2 separate regions of the Mus musculus genome follow, and region 1 is linked to region 2. A link is a contact called in ENCODE Hi-C or POLR2A ChIA-PET data. All regions are on one chromosome and are shown on one strand. Each heading gives the region's core, a stretch centred on a gene start or an enhancer-like site at or near the end of the contact. The rest is flanking DNA. Distances are from core to core; before and after follow the strand shown. Region 1 holds the start of Aars (alanyl-tRNA synthetase). Region 2 holds the start of Il34 (interleukin 34).

Region 1 (5,154 bases), core at 1,288-3,787, 230 kb after region 2:
ACATATTAAAGGCCTGGGGCTCCGTGCCTGCTGGTGGTTAAGTCTCCTTAGCTTTTTTTTTTTTTTTTTTTTTTTTTTGGGTTTTTGAGACAGGGTTTCTCTGTGCAGTCCTGGAACTCACTCTGTAGACCTGGCTGGCCTTGAACTCAGAAATCCACCTGCCTCTGCCTCCCAAGTGCTGGGATTAAAGGCGTTGCGCCACCACTGCCCCGCTGTCTCCTTAGCTTTTACTCGTTCATTTATTCCCCTGCCTTCTTTCTAGCAGCGAGAAAAGCGCCTAAAGGTACGGAAGGAAAGCTACCCGCACAGATACTCACACCAGTCAGGGGCAGGGAAAGTGGATTCCGAGCTTGGGCTTGGGCTCGGGCTCGGGCTCGACCTCGACCCGGCCAGCAGCTCCGGCCATCGCGGCGCAACATGGCGGTTAGGCTTCCCCAACGGCCACTCACAATCCAAACCAAGCCGAAGCTCCATTGGCTGAGCCTTTGAAGTTGGCTCCTCCCAGCCAATCATAAGAGGGGCACTGAACGGCTCTTGCTTACGCATGCGCACTGAGCATGTTCTCTCCAAAGACCCATAGATGCCTTCTCCAGGTCACTTGAAGTTTCAAGTTGTCATTTGTTGTTGAATTGACCTATGAATAGAAATTCCTTCACAGGAGTAGTGTCTACATTTTAAGAAATACTGATCCTGCCGGGCGGTGGTGGCACACATCCAGTGCTCTTAACCACTGAGCCATCTCTCTAGCCCTCTGCTCATCTCTTTATGACACCCTGGGCAAACTGGGCGTGGTGACGCACGCCTTTAATCCCAGCACTCGGGAGGGAGAGGCAGGCGGATTTCTGAATTCGAGGCCAGCCTGGTCTACAGAGTGAGCTCCAGGACAGCCAGGGCTATACAAGAAAAACCCTGTCTCGAAAAACAAACAGACAGACAGACAGACAGAAAAAGAAAAGAAAAGAAAAGAAAAAAGAAAAGCTGATCCTGTTGCAAGGGCCTTTAACCTAGCACTTGGGAGGCAGAGGCAGGCAAATCTTTGTGAGTTCAAGGCCATCCTGGTTTATTTGTTGAGTTATTTGATAGCCAGGGACTATGTAAAAACAGAGGAAAAAATAAAAATAAAAAGACAAGGTCTTGGTATATAGCTGTGAACAAAAACTGGAAAGAGACTATACTATGTCTGTGGATACTAATTGACTGATTAGATCTGAGGTCAGTACTGTGAAGACAGGAATGTCGTAAGCTCACAGGCTAATTGAATTTGTCTTGGACTAGTTCTGGCCTTCTGAAAACAACCATTCTTTGTCCATTTCTGTGTTTGAACTAATAAAGTCTTGTACTAACAGATAGAAACCATTTGGAATCTATTAACTTACCAGACCACTGGCTTCCACCATCCAAAAAGCTAAAGATGCCATCAGATAACATCTTGGGTCTATAGAAAAGCTTTCCATCTTGCTATAGTCGCCTTTCAGATATAACCATCACTATATTTTAAAATTACCTTGACTTATGACTCTCTTTGTTCTGTAAAGCTGTACATCATGAAAAAGTTTTCGTGTAATTTGGGGTTTCCTCATCTGTGAAAAAGTGGTACTAGCAGACCTGATAATACAGTTTAAAAATTAAACGGTGTGTGAACTTTTTAGTGTGATGCCTTACCTATAGATTTTAGGTTTTGTGTGTGTTATTTTGAGACTGTGCCCAAGGCCCAAGGGTAGCCTTAAGCTCTGATCCTCTTGGCTCTCAAGTGCTGGGACTATGGATGTGCGTCACCGTTGTAGGCGTTTCCTAAGAATGTTGACTTGTTTTCTAAAGCAAACAGAGGGACAGATGTCCTTTAACTTGGGTTACGTCATTTCTTCCTCTTCAAAATCAAGACCCGAATTTCTTCTTATTGGGACCTGAAGGACAAATATAAAGCTATGCCTAATGTCACAGGACTGTACTGCCTCCTACTCCGGAGGCTAAGACAAGAGTGAAAAATTCAAGGCCAACCTGGACAATTTATCCAGACCCTGTCTCAAAGAGAGAACCGGACGTATCAGTCAGTGCCAAAGCGCTTCGGCGTGGTTGAAGCACTTATTTCAGTCCAGGGTACCGTTAAAGAAGGCATGCCGATCTATACGCGATAACAATAAGAACATTTGATTGGTGCACACCTGCAAGACTGGCAAATCCCCTGATTTCAAGACCACCTTGCTCCGTTTCAAAAGGCCGAAAAACGAACCTTTGAGGTACGTGTATCACTTTGCAGTTAAACAGTTCTATGCCAAAATCTGTGATCGCCACCAAATTCATGTTTTCATTCCTCTTGTTAACTGTCAACTATTAGGGCTTTGCCAATAGAACCCAAAATGTCTGCCTCCTGAAGCCAATAGTCAACCCTGTCACGTGACACTCCATGTCCTAGCTTTCTTGAGCATTGCATCAGCCGAGCCCAGGAGCCTTCCCAGAAACCGGCTTGTTAGCTCATTCGCGCTCCGAATGATTGGCATGCCAGTGGACCAATCATATCAGAGGATGACAAGGCGTAGCGGGTCACTTTTCATCAGAGCGCTCTGATTGGATGGTGAGGTACGGCTCTGGCACCGGTTGTGGCGGGTGAGTATAGCTTCTTGTGCGCATCTGAGGGAGCAGGTAACTGCCGGCGAGTGGCGGTGGGCTCCGGGCAAGGAAGGACCTGGGGACCCGGACCCTCGGGAAAAAAAGCAAGTGAGCCCCGAGAGCTCTACGAGAAGAGCCGGCGCTTGGAGGGGGAGGGGCAGCTGCAGCGGGCTGCCGGGCGGTCCCGCCCCTGGCCTGGGTCAGGACCCGGTCTCCGCAGGAGCCGGATCTCGAGAGTAGCTTTTGCTATTCCCTCGGAGCACTGAGAGTGGTGTGGTTTCTGGTGGACTTGCAGAGGACCAAGACCTTGGGAAGATCGCGGTTGCTCTTCAGTCGCCACCCAGAGCTAAGGGTTTGTCTCCTCTAATTTTAATCTCTTAGGGGGTTAGGGAACCAGGCCTGAAGAGCAGGGTGACTAAGATAAATGGAGTCTCTCTAAGAGGCATCTTCATTCATTCTTTATTAGGTTCTCACACCTTACCCCAGACTGGCCTGAACTCAACTCTGTAACCCGGGCTGGCCTTGAACTCGCGGCAGTTCTCCTGCCTCAGCATTTCAAGTGCTGGAATTACAGGCGTGAGCCAGCACTCCAGACTCGCTTCTTTCTGTTGCTGTTTTGAGACAGGGTTTCACTATGTAGACCAGGCTGGTCTCGACTCACAGAGATCTTCAAGAGTGGTGGGACCAAAGGCGTGTGCTACGACCCTCGGCCCGATTCGATTCTTAAAAACAGAATAGTTGATACCTTCAGGTTCACCCGAACAAATATATTCAGCAATTTTTTCAAACAGTCTAAGTTTCCTGGTGTGCTTTGGAGTATGTTAGTGCAGAGCATGCTATTTACAGATTAGTATAATTAATCATGAGCATGGGTGACGACCACTTTACTAGATACTGAAAATACACTGTAACGGTGAAGTGAAGCCAGCCAGGATTCCTACTGAGATGTAACATAGACTGTGATTGGGAGGTGAGCATTAAATAGTCACACCAAATAAATCATTTGAGGCTAGGAGACAGTATAAAGAGGAGAGACCTGGTGAAGAAAGGAAAGGTTTGCTTAAGTATGTTTCTTTGTGATTGATCAAAACGACCTCATTAGGAAGAAGGGAAAGGAGAGGCCAGGCAGAACGGCTAGCTTGTAAATGGAAATATGTTACAAGGTCCTGTGGCTGAAGTCACCTTGTAATTCAAGGCCCTGGGTCTGGCCCCAAGCTTGCAAATACAAACAAATAAATAAAAGTTCTGAAGGCCTTTTAAGCCCCTGCTGGGATGTACTGTTTTCGGACCTGCCTCTGCTACAGACGTGTTATGTATATTGAGGAAAGAACAAGTTTTAATGTTGGAAACTTTATTTATTTATTCATTTATTTATTTATTTATTGGGGGCTGGGTCTCTGACCTGGAAACCTCCAACCCTCCATTTTCCTTCCTCAGCCTCCCGAGCTCTGGGATGGTCAGAGTGGGGACACAGCTTTCAACAGCCTTCAGTCTTCATAGGGTAATGGACATGTTAGATCCCAGTATACAACTCTGGTGTAGTCTGTATGTAGTGGCCACCCTATGGGGGCACTGGTTCTCCACTGGCTCTTAGCACACAGTCCTCATTCATTACTTAGGCAAAGGTGGGAGGTTCAAGTGTGCTCTAGAAAGTAATGTTCCCTCAGCTTGTCTGTGGAGAGAAGCAGGTTGTTTTCTTCAGCAACAATGACTCTAAAGGTAAAGTCGAACTGTAGCCATTGTTAAGGAGGGCTGAAAAGAGAAGGCGGTGTGACAAGATTTCTGAAAACCTTGACTCCTTATGGTGACTAGCAAGATCCTGTGGGAATGCAAGTCCATCCCCACCCCCCACCCCACCCCTCCACACACACTCAGCCTGTGTCACCATCTTTTTGCCCCTTTGGGGCTTCTGTCAGAGTGATAGACTAAGTTGTAAGTAGATCATTTGGAGTTGTGGTTGGCTGAGTCAGGATGTCATGTGCTTTGCGGGTGTGTTTAAAAACTCTGTGCTAATGGGCGTAAAATAGTGTCCAGTTCAATAACTTTTTTTTGATGCTCACAAGGTCCTGTTCCACACAGACACTAAACTCAAGCTAAAGTGGTGCAGTTAAGTTTAGAGCTGGCTCTAGAATTCTAGAGATGTTTAGATGATGTCAAAAATGAGACAGTTCTCATTTGTCAGGACACCCAGCACTGCAGAGCACTACAGCACTAGACGCCGATTGGTGCACTCCAACCAAAACCTGTCATCCCCACCTTACACACTCCCTGCCTTTCAGGGACCTGAGGGTGCACATAAAAACGTTTTGACGCTATAAAGTTGTCTTTTCTCAACCTCTGCCTCTTCTGAGTCCCCGGACTCGTTCTTCCAATAGCATACTCATTTCGAAATGATGCTGTATACAGATAGCCCCAGTTCTTCGTAATATCATGGCTAGAACCCGGCTCTTTCCCAGCTAGGGCTCTGAAGGTTTAGGCTACGTAGAGGTTGATGCATTCTTGATACTTTAGGGTGGTCCATGGCACAGATGGGCTTATCCCTGGGTT
Region 2 (5,497 bases), core at 825-3,324:
TCGAACTCAGAAATCCGCCTCTGCCTCCCACGTGCTGGGATTAAAGGCGTGCGCCACCACCGCCCGGCTTGAATGCATCTTTCTACCTGTCTCTGATGTTTGCTCTGGTACCTTTCCCTGAAGCTTTGACAAAGACAGATGTTTACTTGTGGTGGCTCATTGCCAACTCTGCACAGGTGTTCTCGTTTCCATGTCACAGGAAAGGCACTTGAGGTGTATGTAGTGAGAGCCCATGGCCTGCCAGACCCAGCAAGAGGTGCAAAGCGCACGGGATCCATCAGCTTAGCTGAGGCTCACTATGCTGCACCACATGTTTCCCCTGCAATCCACCACAGCAGCTGTGCAGTGGGGACCAGGAGAGGCACCTACAGGCTTCCTGAGGTCTCTCTCTGCTCCTCCTGAGACCTCCTAGGTCTATGCTGTGGAAGGCGGCTGAGGTGGCGTGGCGGTTTGAATATGTTCATTGAGATGGAATTTATTTTCACAGTCCTCCACGGAGGCCAAGTTGCTGGTTGCAAAAACATTCTAAGAACAACTGAACTTCACTGGGACCAAAGACATTCTGAGATGAGTTTGTGAATGTGGCCAACGCCACGTAGATTGTTAAAATAATGGTTATTGCCAGGTGTAGAGGCAGATGCAGGCAGAGTTTGAAGCTAGCCTGGTCGACATAGCAAGTTCCAGGGCAGCCAGGGCTATACAGTAAGACCCTGTTTAATTAAAAAAAAACAAAAACAAAAACCCGGGCAGTGGTGCACACCTTTAATCTCAGCACTCGGGAGGCAGAGGCAGGCAGATTTCTGAGTTCGAGGCTAGCCTGGTCTACAGAGTGAGTTCCAGGACAGCCAGGGCGACACAGAGAAACCCTGTCTCAAAAAAAAAAAAACCCAAAACAAAAACAAAAAAACCCAACAACAACAACAAAAAAAAACCCAAAACAAACAAACAAAAAGCAAAGTGTAAAAGTAGAAGCACTTCATTATAATTTCTAAAACACTGGCTCACCTATGCAATCTCTCTCTCTCTCCCTCCCCCCTCTCCGTGTGTATGTGTGTGTGTGTGTGTGTGTGTGTGTGTGTGTGTGTGTTGCAATGCAGAGGGCAGAGAATCACTTTATGTGCCATTCCTTTAGTCACTGCCCACCTTTCTTTGAGACAGGGTCTCTCATTGGCCTGGAACTAGCCAAGCAGGCTTGACTGCCCAGCCTGCAAGCCCCAAGAATCCACCTGTCCCCACCTCCCCAGCACAGGGATTACAAACATGCCACCATGCCCAGTGTTTCTTCACACACGTTCTAGAGAAAGAACTCAGGTCCTCAGCACCCTGCAAACACTTCTCTCCCTGCCCTGTGTTTTCCTTTCTTTTAAAGTTTTTTTTTTTTTTTTTAATTTGAGGCTGGCCTTGAACTTGCTAAGTAACCAAGGGTGACTAATTCTCCCACCTCCACCTCCCATGTGCTGGCATTCCAGAGTGCCTCACCATGCCAGCTAGCCTCAATTAATTTTTGACAAGGAAGTTTATACAAGTAATAATTCATGCACATGGCACAATAAGGTATAAAGAGCTAAAGCAATGTTCAGTTCCAGGAAGCCAAAAGCACTCAGAGATTGCATTTGCCAACTGACAGAACCAGGACGGAAGCACAGGTAAGTCAATTTGATAAGTTATACAGCTCTATTTTTCTCCCGCAAGGCTGCGAAATCATTGGATGAAAAAAAATTAAAAAAAAAAAAAAACCCCGCAGCAGAGTTCATACCATTTCAGAGCTTCTTAGCCAGCACCTTATCGACTGGGGCTCAAGTCTCTCTGCCTGTTAAATCGGCCCTCAGAGACTGCGACGGGGAGGGAGCAGCCTTGTGAAAGAAACCCATCCATTCTGCTTACCTGCTCACCTGCCAGGATGTGGGCTTCTACAGTCGCCGTCGCCGGAAGCTTTGAGCAGCTCAAGGCCTGGAGCAGGTGCCTTGGGGGCTGTGGCAGTAAATGCTGTGTGGGACAGGCTGTTGTGTGTTCAGCCTACAGTCTTCTCGGAGGGCGGGGGACACACGCTACAGCAGCTCAGATTTGTTTCTAGAACCGGAGCTAACAAGGGCAGGGTGGGGCGGGGCCACATGGCCCCAGCCTGTCTTGGAGTGTGGAGTAGGAGGGAGCATCAAGCACAGTCAGTCAAGGCAAGGGGACAGCCCTGAGGGTGAATATGGGGTGTCTCTAGAATCTGGGGTATCTTTAGTTTCTATGTAGATTGAACTGGTTTTTAGGGGAAAATTCCAGGTCCTCTCTTTAATACCTGGAATACCTCTTTCATTACAAAATTGAGTACAGCTGATGGGACCTAGGAGAGGTTTTTTTTGTTGTTTTTTTGGTTTGTTTGTTTGGCTTGTTAACCTGTCTACAGACAAGACCTGAGCGCAGGGAGGTAGTTTACCCAAGAACACACACAGCTGCTTACTGAGGTCTAACACCAAAGCCTGAGACAACCCTCATGGGAACCTCTGAAGACTCTGAGCCACACCTGCAGACATAGCCACTTTTGCTTTCCTGGTAATAGTGACAAGGCCCTGTGCAGCTGGGACAACATCTCTTTCTTTGCCAACCTTTTAGTATCCCAGTATAGCCCAGGCTAGCTTCAAATTAGTCTAGAGATTGACTTTATAGTGCTATGATTATAGGCTTGTGCCACCACTCTTCCCTAATTTTATGACTGTCTTTGGAGTAGTTACAGGTGGTGACTTCCATCCCCTGAAAGATCCTTCAGCTCTTCCACCTAGACATAGCAATGGTAGTGGTGGTGTTTTGAAGGCATCGTTATCAACAAGGGAGGAAGACTAGCTTTCCTCAACTTAAACACAGCCTCTCTCAGTAAAGGGCCACTCAAGGGACTCCACACAGCTTAGTCTGGGAATGCTGATCTGGACACAAGGGCTTGCCCTATTCTAAATGCTAATGAATGGTGTTGTTCAAGAAAGGCGTTCTTAATTAGATTGAGAGAACTGGATTCCCTGAACTTGCAGGAAGACAATGTGCCCACACTGGTATGCACCCAGCTAACTCTCCATCCCCCCTTGCAGTGGCTACTGGGACCACACCACAAAGGCCCTCCACAAAAGCTCTGTCAAGGCTATCCTGTCAGACAGAAGAGGTAGAGATGGGGACACAGCCACAAGATGCCACTCTTCAGAGCCTCTGGACCTGGTGTGCTGTCCTTTCTTTCCTCCAAGTGCTCAATTTATAGGCTGCTGATTCAGGATGAAGATGGCATCAGGTCTTGCAGAGCTCAGGACAGCCAACCCTCCTGTTACCACAGCCACACTCAAGTAAGTCATCAGACTCCACTGTCAACTGCTTTTCCACAGATTTCTTTGCCACATGGCCTCTTGCAGATGTTTCTCCAAGCTTCACGAGCAAAGCTGCCTTCTCTAGTTACAGCCTGGCCTACCTAAAGGCCAGAGTCCCCAGTGTGTCTCTCGGACAGCACCAGTCCCTGAAGCCCGTAGTAAATATTAGCACTTGTCCCATTCACACACGTTACTCCGGCCTTTCAAAAGGAGTCTATGAAACTCTTCCTAAACCTTATCAAAGACCAACTCTTGGGCTGGCGAGATGATGCAGCCAGTAAACGAACTTGCTGCCAAGCCTGAAAACCTGTTTGATCTGAAAGTCCCACATGGAAGAGACTATGTACATGTCTATATATGCCCACTAAGTAAAATGTAAAAACAAAACCCAACAAGGGAAATCTCAACAATTAGTCTCTCAGAAGGGGCTGTGCCTGCTGGGTGGCTCTGTGGGTTGCAAATGTGAGAGCCAGGAAAGGGCCAGAAACAGAGGCTGGCCACCTCTGGATTCCGGCAGGGTATGGTGAAGACAGCCCTTCAGCCACCTCAAGGCAGATGTTCATCTGTCTGTTTTCTAAAGCTGTAACTTCCAAACTCAACTAATGCTTGCTGTTTTGCTTTGAACAAACACTAGTCACAGCTAGTGAGGTTTAGGTCTGATTACACCAGACTCAGAAATACTCAAAAGGATCTTGGGTGGGTTACCAGGTGTCTATTCTGATACCTAGACAAGTTCTATGTTTGAGCTGGGTCAAGAGCCATGGTGACACGTTTCTATGTTTCTTCTCATTTCCCAATGTGACACATTGACTGTCAACCCTGCCTCTGCTTTTAGACTTGGGATTTCCTGGGTCCCCCCACCCCACAAGTTCCCAAGCTTTCTGACCTGAGGAAATCAGACATGGCCCTAAGTTCTTCTAGGTTCAAGGCTTCAAGACTATGCTCACGGTCCCGAGTGGGGGAATGTCAGGTTATCCACACCCTCCCCTCCAACCTAGGGATAGCATTTCCAATGCTGGCTTTTCAAGTTTCCCAAGAAACAGCTCTGCTGGCTTGTGCTGTCTTCAGTTCACTAGAACTCAGGACCCCAAATACAAAAACCAACAGCCACAGGTCTAAGTGCTCACTGAATTGCTACCATGTGCCCCACACTGAACAATCTGCTCTCCCACAGCATTTTTTGAACAAGCTTTCAAGATATTAATCTTAAGCATGCATAAACTTAAAATATACACACATATACAGTATTTCATATGTAGATGAGGGACTGGGTGACTCATGCAAACACGGCATTTCTACTTTGAATAGAAAACAGAAGCAAGGAATTAACAGATCCGGAAAGCCCGGGTGGATGAAAGAAAAAGATACCTCAGCATTTCCGGCTCTCAAGAAAGGCTGGGAGCAGCCAACATCCTGGCTATCAGCCCTCTCTCTCTCCCTGTGAGCCAGGGAACCAGGAGTTCCACCCCCAGCTCCAGCAGATGTCCTGCTAGCAATACATTTTATACAAACCCAAAACAGCAACATTCCAGGAGCAGGCCAACTAGAACCCCCTCCCCACAGGAATGCTATTCTTGGCAAGAGATCTTCCAAAGGAAGCAACATCTGCAAACCCTCTGCCCCGTGAGGTCAGGGGAAAGCGAAGGCCGCTCGGCAGTTTCTTAGATCCAAGTAGCAGGGGATTTACAGAGGGAGGAGTAAACCAATGACTCAGGGTCCTGACTTGACCCTCCTTTTCTCAGTCCCCAGTAGCCTCTCTGACAAGGCTAAGGCAGTTCCCTATTTACCTGCTTGCTCAATGCACTCCAAGAGCCACGGTGTCCCCTTAAACAAGTCATTCGGCCTCACCTATTTGTTAGAAACGTTTTGTGAGTTTGTGTATTTTAAACAGGGTCTCACTGCATAGATCCCTAGCTGACCTGGAATGCAAAGAAAGGTCTGCCTGTGTTTGTACCCAAGGGTTGGGCCAAGTGTCAGGAGTGGTGACTCCTGCTAACATCATTTATAGGTCCTTGGGCAGTAGCTCCTCTTCCATACTCAATCCTTCACCTTGTCCTTGAAGAACTGTCCTTCCTTTCCCTGGTAATTAACCAACCAATAGGCAGTGCAGGCTCAGTGGACAAACCTTGATTCTGGGTCTTTTCTGTTTCTCCTTACACAGC

The links. A loop is a pair of places that touch in the nucleus more often than their neighbours do. ChIA-PET counts read pairs that join two places held with the same protein, here RNA polymerase II (POLR2A).
Region 1: POLR2A ChIA-PET joins it to region 2 with 18 read pairs in embryonic stem cell. The contact joins the promoter of Aars here to the promoter of Il34 in region 2. A Hi-C loop is called at or near these places in 4 of 37 maps with a recorded cell type or tissue (T-helper 17 cell, mouse embryonic stem cell and regulatory T cell). POLR2A ChIA-PET finds 5 or more read pairs at or near these places in 4 of 5 experiments (Patski and embryonic stem cell).

Annotation. Positions count from the first base shown.
Region 1 is chr8:111,031,305-111,036,458 of GRCm38, forward strand. Aars (alanyl-tRNA synthetase) reads left to right here and starts at 2,538. Exons shown (of 21, transcript NM_146217.4): 1 at 2,538-2,959. It also overlaps a transcript of Ddx19b not described here.
Region 2 is chr8:110,803,850-110,809,346 of GRCm38, forward strand. It overlaps Il34 (interleukin 34), which reads right to left and starts at 2,075. Exons shown (of 7, transcript NM_001135100.2): 1 at 1,885-2,075. Gm15895 (a long non-coding RNA gene) reads left to right here and starts at 1,347. Exons shown (of 2, transcript XR_003947455.1): 1 at 1,347-1,646; 2 at 3,069-5,497.